Regions from separate parts of the Mus musculus genome. Here region 1 is linked to region 2. Evidence: chromatin loops called from intact Hi-C (ENCODE). Cell type or tissue: gastrocnemius. All regions are shown on one strand.

Region 1 (8,000 bases), 60 kb before region 2:
CACAAGGTAGAGAGGTGGAAACAGTATTGAGGCAGAAGCAACAAACTGAGCCCCAGATATTTCACACAATAGAATCAGAAAAAAACAAAAGCTAAAATTGTTATGTTAAAAGACAGAATACAACCTTTTCTCTTTTCCTATTTTCCTCTTTTTGTTTTTGTTGTTGTTTGCTTGTTTTGTTTTGTTTTGTTTTGTTTCAGACAAGGTTTTTCTGTGTAGCCCTGGCTGTCCTGGAACTTGATCTGTAGACCAGGCTGGCCTGAAACTGAGAGCTCTACTTGCCTCTGCCTCCCAAGTGCTGGGATTAAAGACACGCACCACAGAACACAAACTTTAAAGTGTACCCAGGTAACAGAAAGTTAACAAAAACTGATCTTAAAAAAATAATAAGATGGGCAGTGGTGGCACACGCCTTTATTCCCAGCACTTGGGAGGCAGAGGCAGGCAGATTTCTGAGTTTGAGGCCAGCCTGGTCTACAGAGTGAGTTCCAGGACAGCCAGGACTGCACAGAAAAACCCTGTCTCAAAAAACCAATAATAATAATAATAAAATAGAGCTGTTTTTATTTTGTTTAGTTTTGTTTGAACATGATCTCTCTATGAGTCCAGGCTAGCCTCAAACTCAAGACCTTCCTCAGTCTCTTGACTGTTGGGATCACAGATCTGTGCCTTCACACCCACCTGAGATCATGTAGAAAAATAAATATAAGTATAATTACTGAACACTGAATTTAATAGATGAGTTTAATAGCTGATTAGATACAGACAATGGAAAAATCAGTGAACCAGAAGATAGGCCAGAAGAAATTAGTCAAACAACAGTGTAGGAAGTCCAAAAGAAAGTCATCAGAGTATCAGAGAGAGAAAAAAAAAAAGAGAGTAAATAGTCTAAACACACCTAACTGACACTCTGGAAAAAGAAGCAAGAGAGAAGACAGCAAATGTGCTGTGAGAAGACAATGTCGATGAGAAATTTTCAGAACAGACGGGAGATGCTGATGTCCACGTAAGAACCCTAGTAAATGCCACAGACTCGAAATAAAAAGGTCTTGTTGAGCCTTTCTGACATAAGGGATGGATCCAAGGACCTACTAGAATTTGACCAACCTCAGGACATGCTCTCCTGTTGGCGATGAGTCAAGCAAGAATGTGTGCAACACCCAGTGGTGAAGACTGCTCCTGGTCTGGCCAAGTAAGTGAATGTGAAGGTCAGAATGACATTGGTGCATTTTGAGCCTTCAGTTGGTCATTTATAGCACAAAAAGAATGGAGGAAATGATGGGAACTCCATTCCCACCCTCCCGTGGGCTAGATGATTTTATTTGTAAGAAGTCTAGCAGAAATCTGTTGTTTCTCCCTCCCCACTACATTATCTTAAAATAAGTCTGCTTGAGAATTTAGTGTCTATGTCCATCTTTGAGTTTGATGGAAAACACCAAGTTTCCCATCTCTGGAGCTCTTGTCTAGACTCTGAGAAACATTAACAACATTATACAGGTCGACACTTAGGTTTTATATAGTCCATTTCACTGAAGATGGAAGAACTAAGGTCAGAGAAGATGGGGAACACAAATGGTGTCTGCAGTCAAGCCAGGCCTACTGAGGGGTCTCCTGGGTCTAAGCTGGGCCTTCATCCACCACCCAGATGCTCATTTCCTGGAGATGGATGGAGCACGTTGTTTTGTTCTCAAAGGGAAGATATTTCAACAACTGTTTGTTACCATGGACCAAGTTATGTAAGACGCAAGCGTCTCCGAAGCATCACAGAGGTGACATAGAAAAGGAGATAGAGACACCCCAACAGATCAAAACAGCCCCAGTTACATAACCAAGACAGCACTCGGTGAATCACTGCCGTGTAATGGGAAAATCAGATTGGTCACTAGGAAAAGTAAAAGGATCTATGGTGAGTCACGGGTCCACCCTCCGGTGGAGCCTCTGAAGGGCAGACACCTGCCGGTTGATTCAGAGTCTGCCCTTTGTCTTCCTCTCTTCCACATCAGAGTCTTGGTGTTTCACAATGGAGCTTCGCTAGGGATGTAAATTTCCAAAGAGGGCTAGGTGGAAGGGAAGCCCCACGTACTGTCTCTCAGCTATTCTGGAAGGTGGGCTCTGCGTTAGTCAGTTCCCATTAATTACCAGAGCCATGGCATCAATAGGGACTTCCTGCCTTTCCAATGAGACCTGGCCTCTTCCTGATGGGTCCTTGTGACAACTCAATGCATTAAGTGTCATTGCCTTGATGGAGAATAGCGGCCACAAAGGTTCTGATGCTGAACGGAATCTCAGAGTTAGAAGATGGTGGTCGGATCCCCTAGGCAAAGCCGCGTGAGGGCCCACCTTCTTCAAACTTGTCTGGGAGGCCTCCTTTCGGACTTTTGGATATCTTTGAGCATAGTGCGGTTGTCCCAGAGAAGAATGAGACTGTGGAGAAACACGTGCTGGAGCCCACCCTCACCGCGCAGCCACTGCCAAAGCGGGCAGTTCTCTATTGTAGTGGGACCGGAAGGTTGACATGGGAACCAAACACCGATTTTGGAGGAGACCTGATCCCTTTAAAAATTTAGTGGTAAGCATGGCTTGAATCTACCTGCTATTCTTATTTTTATTAACTTTTTGAAATCCTATGGACAGTTCTGGAAGATAGTCCTATACTCAACACCATTGTACAGGCGTGGTGGCACACGCCTTTAATCCCAGCACTCGGGAGGCAGAGGCAGGCGGATTTCTGAGTTGGAGGCCAACCTGGTCTACAAAGTGAGCTCCAGGACAGCCAGGGCTATACAGAGAAACCCTGTCTCAAAAAACAAACAAACAAACAAACAAACAAACAAACACACACACACACACACACACACACACACACACACACACACACACACACACACACACCATTGTAGAGCACTAGGGAGATCTCCCACAATCCTTTTCTCTGGTTTGTGGTGTATGGTGGAAACTCACCTGGCATTTTAGAGACTCTTGTTCCCCTGGTGGGAGAAACACCACGCCTTTGGGCCAGTTGTCCCTCATTTCCTTCCTGACTGGTTCTGTAGCAACTTCGAAGGTTGTCATTAGAGGACTAGGAGAGTCTCACTTGGTCCATTACTGTTATTACCAGCTCAGGCAATAGCCCTTGGGTCTGGCATTGTCTCTTCAGGATACAGAAAAGAATGTGGGGCCTCTACCTGCATTTGCTCAGCATGACTGAGCCCCTACTCTATGCCTTCTCTCTCTGCTGTATGGGAGACCAAGAACACCTGCTACAAATCCTCTGAGTTTTCCAGGTCCCAGACTTTCACATCCCGGGCAGATGCCAGGTCAACAGGCCTGCGCCCTGAGGGGATACTAGCAGCCACTTCAGGCCAAGTCCCCCAGAACTGGAGTTGTAAGTGGTTGTGAGCAGCTGTGTGGGTACTGGGAACCAAACCCCAGTCCTTTACAAGAGCAGCAAGTACTCTTAACTGCTGAGCCATTTCTCCAGCCCTCACTGCATACCTTCAGGTGGCCAAGCTCAAACGTGTGCTGGACGAAGCTGGAGGAGAGGTTAATGCTGGAGAAGCTAGCGGCTTAGCAGGGAGTACCAAGGGAGCACGTGGAGTGTTCTGGTTCTGACTGCTGAGCTGTTTTGATTTTGGTTTTTTGTTTGCTTGTTTGTTTGAGGGTTTTGTGTGTCTGTGTGTTTGTTTTGTTTTGTTTTGATTTTTCAAGACAAGAGTTTCTCTGATAGCCCTGGCTGTTCTCACTCACTCTGTAGTCCAGTCTGGCCTCCAACTCACAGAGATATGCCTGTGTCTGCCTCCTGAGTGCTGGGATTAAAGGCATAAACAACCACTAGTCTGTGAGCTGGGTTCTATGAAAATTTATTGAGCTGTCCCTGACACACGCTCCTTGATGACCTGTCATGACAAAGATTCTTTGCTGGACCAAACTTTAACCAAGGTCTAAAAGCCTTTTCCTAGACCCAACTCTGCGTGTCTTTGTAAAATCCAGTATTAGTAAGAGCTTTGATGAGTGGCTGTGCTAACACTCCCTGACCTTGACCTTCAAACCTCCTTGATTCCTGATGCGATCCTCATTCTGGACTATATCCACAGGGGATGTCTGGTCACCTAGGCCCACCTTTGATGGGAATCTGATTAGGTTAGTTTAATCAGGAACCCTCAATGTCTGACACATTTCTGCTGGTGTCCAGGTCTGGGGCTCTATCTGCCCATATGCCTCAGCAGCTCCCTAGCCCACCAGAGGACTCCCTGCAGCGGCTCCAGGGCCTGAAGAACAGAATGGAGTAAAAGCCCCAACAGTGTGTCTTAACAATTGTCACTGCACAGCCTAATTATTTCTTTAATAGCTACAATCAACATAATATTAGGACAGAGTCTAGCTATGTAGCCCAGACTGTCTTTGAACTCGTAATCCTCCTGCCTCAGATTCCCTAAAGCTGAGGTTACAGGCATGCACCGTCGTGCCAGGTTTACACTATCTGTTTAAAACATATTTTTAAAAAGGAGTCAAGGCCTCTCGCTTTACTTCTAAGGTTCCTCTCACTGTTTATAAGTTTACCAGCTGTCCCCATCTCTGCCGGTGACGCAGTAATTTTGCAGTGCAAGAGATATTTTTGGGGACAGATGTCTGTTACTCTTCCGCCACCGCCAAGGCCAGAGAGGCCAGTGGGGGGAGGGGTGATGAGTTTCACTTTTCCTGTTGGAAACTTGGCTACTACTGCCTCTCAACAAAGCAAATAAACAAACAAGTCGCACCTCACCTGCATCCTGCTACACAAACATGTGCGTACACACACATGCATTCACACACACACATGCATCAATACATACACATGTGCACACATGTACACATACACATGCATGCACACACGCATACATACACTCACACACATATTCATACACACACTACCCTAATTCTGATGATCTGTATTACTGCTTTTCATTGCTATGATAAAATATCCGAGATAATTAATTTATAAAGGGAAAAAGATACTTTGGGCCTACAATTCCTTGGCCTTGACTGCTTTGAGGATTTGAGGTTGTCGTGGCAGGAGCTGGGAGATGGAAAAGAGGTCACAGTCAGACTGGGATCCCTCAGCCTTTGAGCCCATAGCCCTGAATCTAAAGCCTCCACTGGGCCCCACCAACTCTTAAAGCTGCCCTTGTCACTTGATACATAGAGCTACATAGTGTGTAGCCTGCAGGCCACTGGGGACACTTGAGACCCAAACTGTGGCCATAGTTAAGAATGGCAGATCTACTCCAGAACAGGCAGAAACTATAGAAAAGAGAAAGAAAAAAAAAAAAAAAAAGATACCATTTGTGACCTCATTGCCCAAACTGAACAGAGGTTTTCATTCTGACATTTAGTATATATACATATACACATACATATACATACACATATAATTTATATACACATATCTACATACATGTATATATGCATATATATATATACATATATACATATATAGGTTTAGAACAGTATTATTGAAGTAAAATTCCCATGAGATAAAATCCACCTGTCTTAAGCTGCTATTGTAGTGATGTGGGAAACTCTAAGCTCTGTGCTAGCATCACCATTGTCCAGTTCTAGAGCATCCCTGTCACCTCCTCACACTCACTCTAGTCCATCCCATGTCACATCCCCAGCCTCAGGGTGCTGCTGACCCAATGGGTTTGCCTTTTGGGCTTGTTTTGAAGTAGAGACCAATCGCAGGATCAGAGAGACCTTGGTCCTTGCAACTCTCACCAGATAGACCAGGTTGGCCTCTAGTTCCCCAGGGACACTCTTCTGTACAATGGCCTCTAGTTCTTGAGTCCATGTGTTTATAATTAGGAAATATGTTTTTCCTCTGGTATTTGTGTGTGAGTGTGATATGTTTGCATGTATGTGAGTGCACATGTGTAGCTGCCTGGAATTGATGTTGAGAGGTTTTGTTTTTTTTTTTTGTTGTTTTTTTTTATTATTATTGCTTTTCAAGCTTCTGCAAGACTTTGACTCTCGAGGCAGGATCAGACTGACCTCAAACTCTCTCTACAGCAGAGGGTAGCCTTGAACTTCTGATCTCCAGCTTCCACCTCCCCAGTACTGGGTTTCTAGTCATATGCAACCACACCTGGTTTTAAGTGGTTCTTGGGCTCAAACCCATGACTCTGTGAATGATAAGCAAATGCTCTACTAACTAAGCCACTGTCCAGTGACTGCTTCTGAAGACTTATACTGTCGTTTAACTGAAAGCACTTGGGCTGGAGAGATGGCTCAGTGGTTAAGAGCACCAACTGTTTTTCTGGAGGTCATGAGTTCAAATCCCAGCAACCACGTGGTGGTTCACAACCATCTGTAATGAGAAACAAATAATAAAAAATCTATGGGCCTGAGCAAGAGGGAGAAAGGGAAGGGAGGTGGGGAGAAAGGGCTCTGCATACCCAAGTGTTACTTAAGGGTTAAGTTTTTGGCGCTCCAACGGACATTTAGAATTGCAAATCTTTAAAATCACTGTCACCCTCCCCAGCGTGTAGTTGTCACTGCAGCAGGGGTTTAATTTGCATTTCTCCCATGACTAACGGTGTTGAGGATCTATTATGCATGTGAAGCCACTTGTCTGTGAATTTATGTTCAAATATTTTGCCTATTTTAAGAGTCTCAGGTTCTGCTGACTGAGCTAAGCAGCGTGATTTCGCCTCTTTTCTAATTGGTTGTCTGCCTTCTGCCATTAAATTGTAAAGCTCTTGGAGTAGGTTGAGCGTTTGCTGATACTGTCTACCAGTTTCTGTTTTGTCTTCTCACCTTTCTCATTGTGTCTCCTGAAGCATAGAGGGGGTTTATTCTGACCAAGTTCAATTTTTTTCCGGGGCTGGGTTGTTCTGTATCTAAGAACTCTTCATCTCAGCTCACAAAGATTTTGCGGTTGCTTGTGTTTTGTGTTGTTTTGAGACAGGATCCTATTAGGCAGCCCTGCTTGGTTGGCCTGGGACCTACTTTGCTGGCTGGGCTAGCCTTGACTGCCTCCGTTCAATCCCCAGAAGGACTGACTGTAGAGAATTGGCCTCCGATCTCCACATGTTTGCTGTAGTGTGAGTGCTCAGAATTACACACACACACACACACACACACACACAAAGGGAAGAATGAAATCAGAAAGCATGAAGGAGCTCTGGATTTTCATCTTTTCCAGATTGGTTTGGTTATAGGAATTTTGCATTTCCACATACACTTTAGAATTAACTCGCCAATTTCTGGGGGGAAAAATTGCCTCCTGGGACAGGGATAAGGATAGAGTTGATCGTGCAGTCCACTCTCAGGGGAACAGCTCTGTCAGTCGGGGAGCACACTGACTGCCAATCCGTGGGCAGGGACTGCTCCCATTTGTTTCATCCCTAGCTTCTCTCTTGAGTGATCTGCATAGTCCCTGGTGGCCAGGCTTGGATGGCTTCTGATAAATGGATTCCTGAATATACCAACTGCCATAAGTAAGACAGCTTTCTTTTTTCCATAGTCTTCTTACTTACTGATTAAAAAAAGGAAACTCTGACTTATCTCTGTGACCCTGATAAGCTTGTTTAAGCTTCTAAGAATGCAAACATGCATGTGGGTGTGTTTTAGGCCTTTTTACATATGAGATTATATGAGGTCATACTGTATCTAAGAAAGACAGTTCTACTTCTGGGCCTTACATCATTTCTCTCTCTTTTTTCCTCCCTCCCTCCCTCCCTCCCTCCCTCCTTCCCTCCCTCTCTCCCTCCCTCCATCCTTCCCTCCCTCTCTCCTTTCCCCTCTCTCTCTCTCTCTCTCTCTCTCTCTCTCTCTCTCTCTTTGCTGGCTTTCACAGGCCATAACCTCCAATACCATGCCAGGTGGATGTCTATGGCCAAGTCACCCTGAATGCACTTAAATTGTTGCTATTTGGGAAGCTAGTCTCAGTTCATACTTAAGTGGGAGAAAAGCTGAATGAGACTGTGAGCATGAATGGATTTTCCTTGTGATAACTCTGAGTT
Region 2 (8,000 bases):
AACTCAACAGACATGCAGAATGAGCACACTACCCAAAGATAAATACTCGGATTCTTGTGTCTCCAATTCTAGAAAATACACAATAAGGAGGGAGTTCTTAGCAGCCAGTTGCTCCCACAGAAACCACAGATGCCACTAAAATGAACCTCAGGACAGGGGTTACTTCACTGCCACGTCCTGTGTGGCCACTGACCTGCCCCTGAGCCTGCTGGGCTTGGGAAAGTCCTGTCCCAGTTTCCACTACTGGGCTTGCTGTCTGGTCCCATCCCAGTAAGCTCTACCAGGGCTGGGTAAGGTAGGGTCATGATGTAACTTCACTCTTCATAATAAAAATACCGAGACTTGTACACATGGGTGTCTGATGCTTAGAAGAGATCCTCTGGAGCAATGCCATCACTTCTGATGATGCCACCATTGCTCAGAACAACCTGGAAGCTGCCTTCCCTGCCTTGGGCACATTATTTGGATTATCAGTGGAGGTGGCACACTTTCTGCCTCGGAGGGAGGGTTAGCTCTTTGGAGACACTCAACACAATTTCAGGGCAAGTCTAGCATTGGTGAGTTACAGCAGTGGAACACTATTTTGGGTCAAATATCCAGATGTGACTTGTCTGGTGACTGCTCTCCATTGCCCAGGTATCTTGAGTTGTGCACCTTTAGCAAGGCAGGTGCTAATTTCCTTATGTGGCCTAATATTAGGAATCTCACTTTAGTCTGCTCTCTTCCTTTCTTTCCTTCTTTCCTTCCTTCCTTCCTTCCTTCCTTCCTTCCTTCCTTCCTTCCTTCTTTCTTTCTTTCTTTCTTTCTTTCTTTCTTTCTTTCTTTCTTTCTTTCTTTCTTCCTTCCCTCCCTCTTTCTTTCTTTCTCTTTCTCTCTTTCTCTCTCTCTCTCTCTCTCTCTCTCTCTTTCTTTCTTTCTTTCTTTCTTTCTTTCTTTCTTTCTTTCTTTCTTTCTTTCTTTCTTTCTTTCTTTCTTTCTTTCTTTCTTTCTTTCTTTCCAAGACAGGGTTTCTCAGTGTGAGCAGTCCTGGCTGTACAAAGCCCAGCTTTGTAGACCAGGCCAGCCTTGAACCTGCCTCTGCCTCCCAAGCACTAGGATTGAAGGTGTGTGCTACCATGTCTGGCTAGTCTGTTCTTTTCCTAGAAGACAGATATGACTTTGGATACGGATTCCTCCTCCTCTCTTCCTCTTTTAAGAGTCTATCTTGAAGCCAGGTGTGATGGCCCATGCTTTCAATACCCGCTGAGGCATACTGAGGCATACTCTCTGTGAGTTCCAGGTAGCTTATCTATATAGCAGATTCCTGGCCAGCCACACATACAACAATGAGACCTTATCTAAAACAAACAAGCAAGCAAGCAAACAAACAAACAATGCTTCAGGCTGCACATTTTCGGATGGGTCACGACAGCTAATCTCATCCTTGGGGAAAAAAAGGAGTTGTTAGGAGGGGATGAACCAATGGATGAATGAAAGCCCTGTCTTGACTTTGCCAATACCAAGTAAATGGATTTGTATACAATTGCTGGTTATTCCTTTATGCGATGTAATTCTTTTCCCATAAGGGGCCCTCTTTACATTTGTAACTACCCCATGTACTTGGGAGGTGGAGGCAGTAGCCATTCAAGGCTCTGCTCTGCTACACAGGGACCTGAGCTCCATGAGATGCTGTCTTAAAAAATAAAGTTAGAGCTCTTAGAACTTGGCCCAACCATCACTACTTGTAGACACTGAGCTTGCACCTCCAAGGAGGGGCGTGAGATTCAGGATTTTACCATGGGCAAGTGCTGAGAGTCCCTAAGAAAGTCAGAGACAGCCCCAGAATATAAGACAGTAACTGAGAACACCGCTAATAGCAGCATCTACACTGGTTTCATCCATCCTTCGGTGCCTCTGCACAATCTAGCACAAACACCTCACTGCATGTCAGGATAACATTCTGGACATTGGCATTTTATAAGGTCTCATCGCTTTACTTTGGAGAGACAATGGCAATGGAACTTGGGGCCTCAAATTGCCCCTAGGGAGAAAGGGGCAAGCACTCTTGTGTTGAGTGGTAGCCTAGCCTTTGTTGATTTTCTCTTAAGGAAGATGGGTAGGGAAAGGGAGGAACCGGTGAAAATAATATCAGTAATGCCACTCGTTTGACTAAGCCTGGGTTTAGTCACCACTGGTCTGTCTTCTTGAATGCAGGTTAGTAGTTGAGTCTTATGACTCAAGCTCAGCTGCTTTCAGACCGGCTTTGGGGACCTCTCCATGCTGGAGCCTGTCTACCACCAGCTAGCAGGGCCACTACCCCAGGAAATGGGCCCCTCCTTCCCTACCTTCTGTCCCCACCCTGACAGTCAGCTGGATCATGTACAAGACACCACCTCCCGAGGGTTTGGGCAGGAATTGGAATGTGGGTGGGTTGGTGCCATACATACATAGGCAGTTGTGATAGAGCCAGAGTAGTTTATAATTTGGAATGGTCTCCTGGTCTTCCTGACCAAGACCTGCGCTCTTCTTCCCAGGTAAGGTTTCCAAAACTAAAACACTATGATTATCTCCCATCACAGAGATAAAGATGCTAATTGAACGCTTGGGGCTGTATGTTCTTTGACTGGTCAAAACAGCTAATCTGGTCCTTGGGGAAGAAAAGGGTTGTTAGGAGGGGATCCCATACCCTTCTCCTGCTCTGCATGGTACCTTGTGACTGCTCCAGGATTATATAAAACTAAGGAAGAGCAGGGTGCCCAAGAGAAGAGTGAAATGCCCATCCCATCGTTGTATGGACAGCTTGCTTGATGCTTTTGTGGCTCTTGTTTCTTTCTGCAGAAGCCATGATTCAGGGAGAAGTGAATCACTCGTTCTTTCATTCACTCATTCAACAAATATCTATGGACTATGACCCAGGCTTGGAAGTGTGTACTAAGGTTTTTCCTCCCAGGACTTTGTGGTTGTAAAAGACCCTTGGGTACATGAGACCAAGGCTTGCACAAAACTGCACAACAGTTTGGGAGTGGAGCTGGGTTGTGGATTTTCTCTAGGGACCTCTGGAGAAAAGCCAGTGGGGTTTGTTTGTTTGACTTTGTTTTGTGATAGGGTCTCACTATGTAGCCGTGGTTGGTCTGGAACTCTTTGTAGACTATACTGGTCTCAAACTTAAGAGATTTAGCTGGTCAGAGAAGGAACATACCTTTAATCCCAGCATTCTTGAGGCAGAGGCAGGTAGAGTTCCACTAAAGCCAGGGCTAAACTGAGAGGCCAGGTCTCAAAAACAAACCACCCAAACCAAACAAAAAACAAATAAACAAAAGCCTGCCTCTGCCTGAGTACTGGGATTAAAGGTGTGGGTCATCTGGCCCTGCTCAGGCCCTTGAAAAGCTTCAAGTTTTTTCCTTTGCTGTGATTCAAGTTAGTTTTTTGGTACTGCTATGGTATCTCAACGTCTGGGCTGGGAGAGGGGTTTTAACTGAGAATTAACAAACCATTAACATCGTATACATAGTATACATAGTAACAAATTGTAGTGTTCGTGTGTTTTTCCAATACTGAATATGTAAGTCAGTCCCACTTGTTCTTTAACAATGTAACTTTGGTGGATACAAATTTACTGCCCAGACTCTGTTCGCATTCAGGCTTCTCAAAGTTGTAGCTACCCTGAAAGACAGAATAAGAGAGACAGCTGGTGGCTGTCCACCACCTCTTACCTTGTCCCTAACACGCCTTTCAATACGACCCTTGCTTAGATAGAAGGCGTACTTAGCATGCAACTGATGCCTAACATCTAGTTGGAAGCCACCAACATAACACGGAGTGGCCGGGTCAGCCTCCGCGGGCTTGTCTCTCAGCAAGCTTTCAGGCTTAGGCATACAGGGTCGTGATGCAGGGTCAGTCTGCGCCACCAAGTCTAGTCTATGTGGCCGGCGCACAGCTCACGGCCCATCCATCCTCCGCTTGCATCTGCGATACGCCTGCCCCGCTAGGGAATACCACCCCCTGAATGGAAAGCCGAGGAAGAATTTTGCTAGTCTTCCAGGTCTGGGTTCAGCCGTTAGGACCTGGAGAGGGGGAAGAGATTGTGTGCCTAGGCGGAGAGGTAGGGGGCGAGAGACTGGCGACCAGGTACATGTGCGCATGCACCAGCCGACTCCCGCCCGCTGCCCATAGGGCCCTGCGGCATGCTGGCAGCCAGGACTGGTGATGTGGTGCGCGTGCGCAGGCCTGCCGCAGGGCGTGTCCGACACGAGGCCCGGCGGGGAGCGCGGGGCGTATGGGCGGGTGGGTGGGCACGCGCTGCGCCCCGCCCCACTGACGCGCCCGGCCCGCGTCCCCCGCCTCCGGCGCCGGGACCCGGGTTGGCCGCCACGGAGTCCCCGCCCCTCCCCCGCGCCTCCCGGCCGGAACCGATCGCGGCTGGTTTGAGCTGGTGCGTCTCCATGACGACGTGCTCGGCGTATAAGTAGCGGCGCGTCGCACCGTCGGGCTTTGTCAGTCCCTGCAGCCGCCACCGCCGGCCGCCCTCAGCCAGCAGCTCGGCGCCACCTCCGGTCGGCGTCTGCGGCGGGCTCGACGAGGCGGCTGACGGGGCGGCGGCGGCGGGCGGACGGACGGACGGACGGGCGCTCCTCGGGGTTTGGCGGCGGCGCCTCCATGGGTCAGGCCAGCCGGGCCACCGTGCTGTGAGGTGAGCGGGACGCGGGAGGGATGTGCGGCCACGTGTCGCGAGGCCCGGACTGCGGCCGCCGGCAGGGGACACGTGGCCCGGGACCGGTGACCTTGCGAGCCGCCGCCCTGAAGGCAGCTGCTCCTGGACCTCGGCTGCAAGCCCTCGGATCCCCCCATGGGAGCCCTCTTCGCGTCAGCCGGACTCAGCGCTCCACTTGCCCGGGTGATGATGGAGGGCAAGCCCGCGGCAGGTGCAGGGGAGCGCGGCCGCGAGCAGCGGTCCTGCAGTTAGTTTCCTGCTGCTTTCTTTAGTTTCACTACGTGTACAGAGCAGAGGCGATGACCCGGAGTGGAAGTTGGTAGACCAAATTTAGTCTGGGAGTCACTGCTAATGAATACCCACCAGCTGTGACTTGGAATTAGAACTCCTTGAATGACTTAGTGGTTTAGGGGAAAACGGGTTCCCGGCTGTCCCGGAAACCCTACTCAGAATCCTCAATAACTGGAAAAAGTGTGGGGGGCAGAGCCTGTCAGGAATGTCTGGGAGAGGACAAAGAATGTAGTGGTTTGTTTTATTCAAACCTAAGATCGGGCAGACTTTGACTGATTGGAATTCTTTTCTGTTTTAATTGGCTTATATCTTCCAGAGTTACCTTCTTGTGCTAATTGTCTGACACGATTTAGCTACTTCCCATACCAAAATGTGTTAGTAACATTTTTCTTTCAGATCTTATCTATTATATTATTTAGGCAAAGCTACAGAAAGGCAAAACAGTATCTCAAAGCTTTTCGTGTTTAAACCGGAAGGTTGCCTGGAAAATACTTAAGACCTAAAATTACAAAGTTACTGCCAAAGCCCATTCATCAGTTGTAAATGATATACAACGAGTTGGCTGGCTCTCTTCTCTAGTCTTAACTTAGGAGAGGTTTAGGCAGCTAACGGAAGTTGACATTGCCAAAAGTCTCGTTAAATTAAGGCTTAACATGTTTAACCATGCATGGATTTGGATTTATGGCAGGCTCTTCCCCGTGGGCCTCTCATAGTGTCCCATGCTAGAGCAAATTGTGGCTCCTAACCATTGCCCAGCCTCCGTGCCTGTAGGCTGCAGGCACTGAAGTGGGTCACACAACGGAAAAAAACGAGTTTTACTTGGCCACTTGCTGTTGTCCATTTCATAAGGCCCAGACAGAAGCTTTTATTAAGAGTGGTGACCTTGCTTATTTTTGTTAGTCATAAAGTTGACCAAAAATGCCTTCCATATGGTTATTATCCATAACTAAGTGGATATTAGAAGGCATTTGAGGACAGTCAGGATCCCAGAAGTGCTCATTTTGTTAGGCAATATAGGCTTTGGGATACTGGTGTCTCATAATAGTAACTAACAATATCCTGTTGATTTGAAGAGTTTGGGTTTTTGTTTTGTTTTGTTTTGTTTTGTTTTAATGCTAGTACTGCATGAAAGTTCCTTATGGAAAATTTTGATGGATTGTTCACTGAGTTTGAGTGCTCTAGATAGATGATAATGACTGTATTCACTTAAGATCATTCAGCATAACAAAGTGGGAAGGAATAAGATATTTTCAGGGCTGCATGTAGTTACTGTAATGCCATTTGAAGTTTCTGAAGACCTGGAACGGCTCAGAAATGAAGCCATGTAATACAGTAATATTGCCAGAGTTAATGGGCTGTATGCAGATATGCTTCTGAGACACATTCTGTTTTGGAGAGATGTCCCATATGTATAGAGTTGTGGCATTCAGTTTTGAACAGTGGAATCTGTTTGGGGAGGGTGGTGTCTATTCACCTAGGCCCTGGGATTCCCACCCACAGTTCTTCCTGTACTGGCTACTTTATTTCACCTGTTTACTCTGGTGTATGGTTGCAGCGTGTAACCTTTAATGGTAAGATTCCAAGGGAGATCACATCTTGTGTTTCTATTCACTAGTGTTTCCACCACTCCAAGAAGGCAGCATTCAGAGTTCTTGGCTAAGTCGACCTTGTGAGGAGCTGGTGATAATTTGATTCCATCTCCAGGTTCCCTGTGTAAGTATCGGTTTACTTGTGGATTTGTGCTGGAGCATTGCTACGACTTTGAGTGTGTTCCCGCTCACTTGCGGCTTCCCCTGTTTCAGAAGCACATCGAGAACCATGAGCAGCTTTACTAAGGACGAGTTTGACTGCCACATCCTTGATGAAGGCTTTACTGCTAAGGACATTCTGGACCAAAAAATCAATGAAGTCTCTTCCTCTGTAAGTACGGGAAGCCCACGGAAGGCCGCAACTCTGCTGAGAGCTCCTAGCACCATACATGAGCCTGTCTTGCCAGAGAATCTAGAATGTGACTGTGGACTGTCTAGTGGTTGGTCATGCCATGTCAGTGACTGCTAACAGGGATAGAATTTGATTAAGGAAGGGAAAAGGGTTTTCAGTGTGGCCAGCTGCTGGACAGCTAATGAGGTCCCTGAACCTGTTCTCATTCCAGGACGATAAGGATGCGTTCTATGTTGCGGACCTCGGAGACATTCTAAAGAAGCATCTGAGGTGGCTAAAAGCTCTTCCCCGCGTCACTCCCTTTTACGCAGTCAAGTGTAACGATAGCAGAGCCATAGTGAGCACCCTAGCTGCCATTGGGACAGGATTTGACTGTGCAAGCAAGGTAAGACTGCTCACCCCGCCCCAAGGAGGCATCAGTTGTGTTAATAAGTGTTATTAATAAGCTGAGGTGCACATGACAACTTCATGTGCTTTTGTTTGTCAGACTTGGTCTGTATAGAGCCCAACACTGCTCTTCTCTTTCAGACTGAAATACAGTTGGTGCAGGGGCTTGGGGTGCCTGCAGAGAGGGTTATCTATGCAAATCCTTGTAAACAAGTCTCTCAAATCAAGTATGCTGCCAGTAACGGAGTCCAGATGATGACTTTTGACAGTGAAATTGAATTGATGAAAGTCGCCAGAGCACATCCAAAGGCAAAGTGAGTCTTCTGATAGAGCACAAAAGGCCGGGCCTTGTTGGGCAGACTCATATCTTGGTTCATTTATTTATTCCTATACATAGTAGAACTAGGCTAAACCCTGTGTCAGACAAGCAGCAGCACCTACACGTAGGCTCCTGAGCGGATGAGCATTATAGAGCACTTACACAGTGTACTTCCACCTAGGTTGGTTCTACGGATTGCCACTGATGATTCCAAAGCTGTCTGTCGCCTCAGTGTTAAGTTTGGTGCCACACTCAAAACCAGCAGGCTTCTCTTGGAACGGGCAAAAGAGCTAAATATTGACGTCATTGGTGTGAGGTGAGATCTCAGTGATGTCATTACAGGCTGAGACATGAAATTTTAAGGCCCTTTCT

What was found. Peaks named below come from ENCODE experiments on the same cell type or tissue, not always from the same donor. Only the 100,000 strongest peaks of a DNase experiment are listed, where the experiment ranks them.
Region 1: it touches region 2 in a loop (6-fold over the local background); 2 of 42 quality-filtered maps call a loop at or near these places.

What each region holds. Positions count from the first base shown.
Region 1 is chr12:17,480,010-17,488,009 of GRCm38, forward strand. No RefSeq gene overlaps it. Among named protein-coding and RNA genes, the nearest start is that of Gm46325, 25 kb to the left of the region's middle. In gastrocnemius, no CTCF peak of the experiment used is centred here; no DNase peak of the experiment used is centred here; H3K27ac peaks cover 2,246 bases.
Region 2 is chr12:17,540,500-17,548,499 of GRCm38, forward strand. Odc1 (ornithine decarboxylase, structural 1) reads left to right here and starts at 4,374. Exons shown (of 12, transcript NM_013614.2): 1 at 4,374-4,669; 2 at 6,597-6,694; 3 at 6,784-6,901; 4 at 7,134-7,307; 5 at 7,451-7,623; 6 at 7,810-7,944. The coding sequence starts at 6,800. It overlaps Gm22748 (a small nucleolar RNA gene), which reads left to right and starts at 5,647; the gene lies at 5,647-5,782. In gastrocnemius, a CTCF peak has its summit at 4,046; a DNase peak (open chromatin) is centred at 4,289; H3K4me3 peaks cover 3,176 bases; H3K27ac peaks cover 4,683 bases.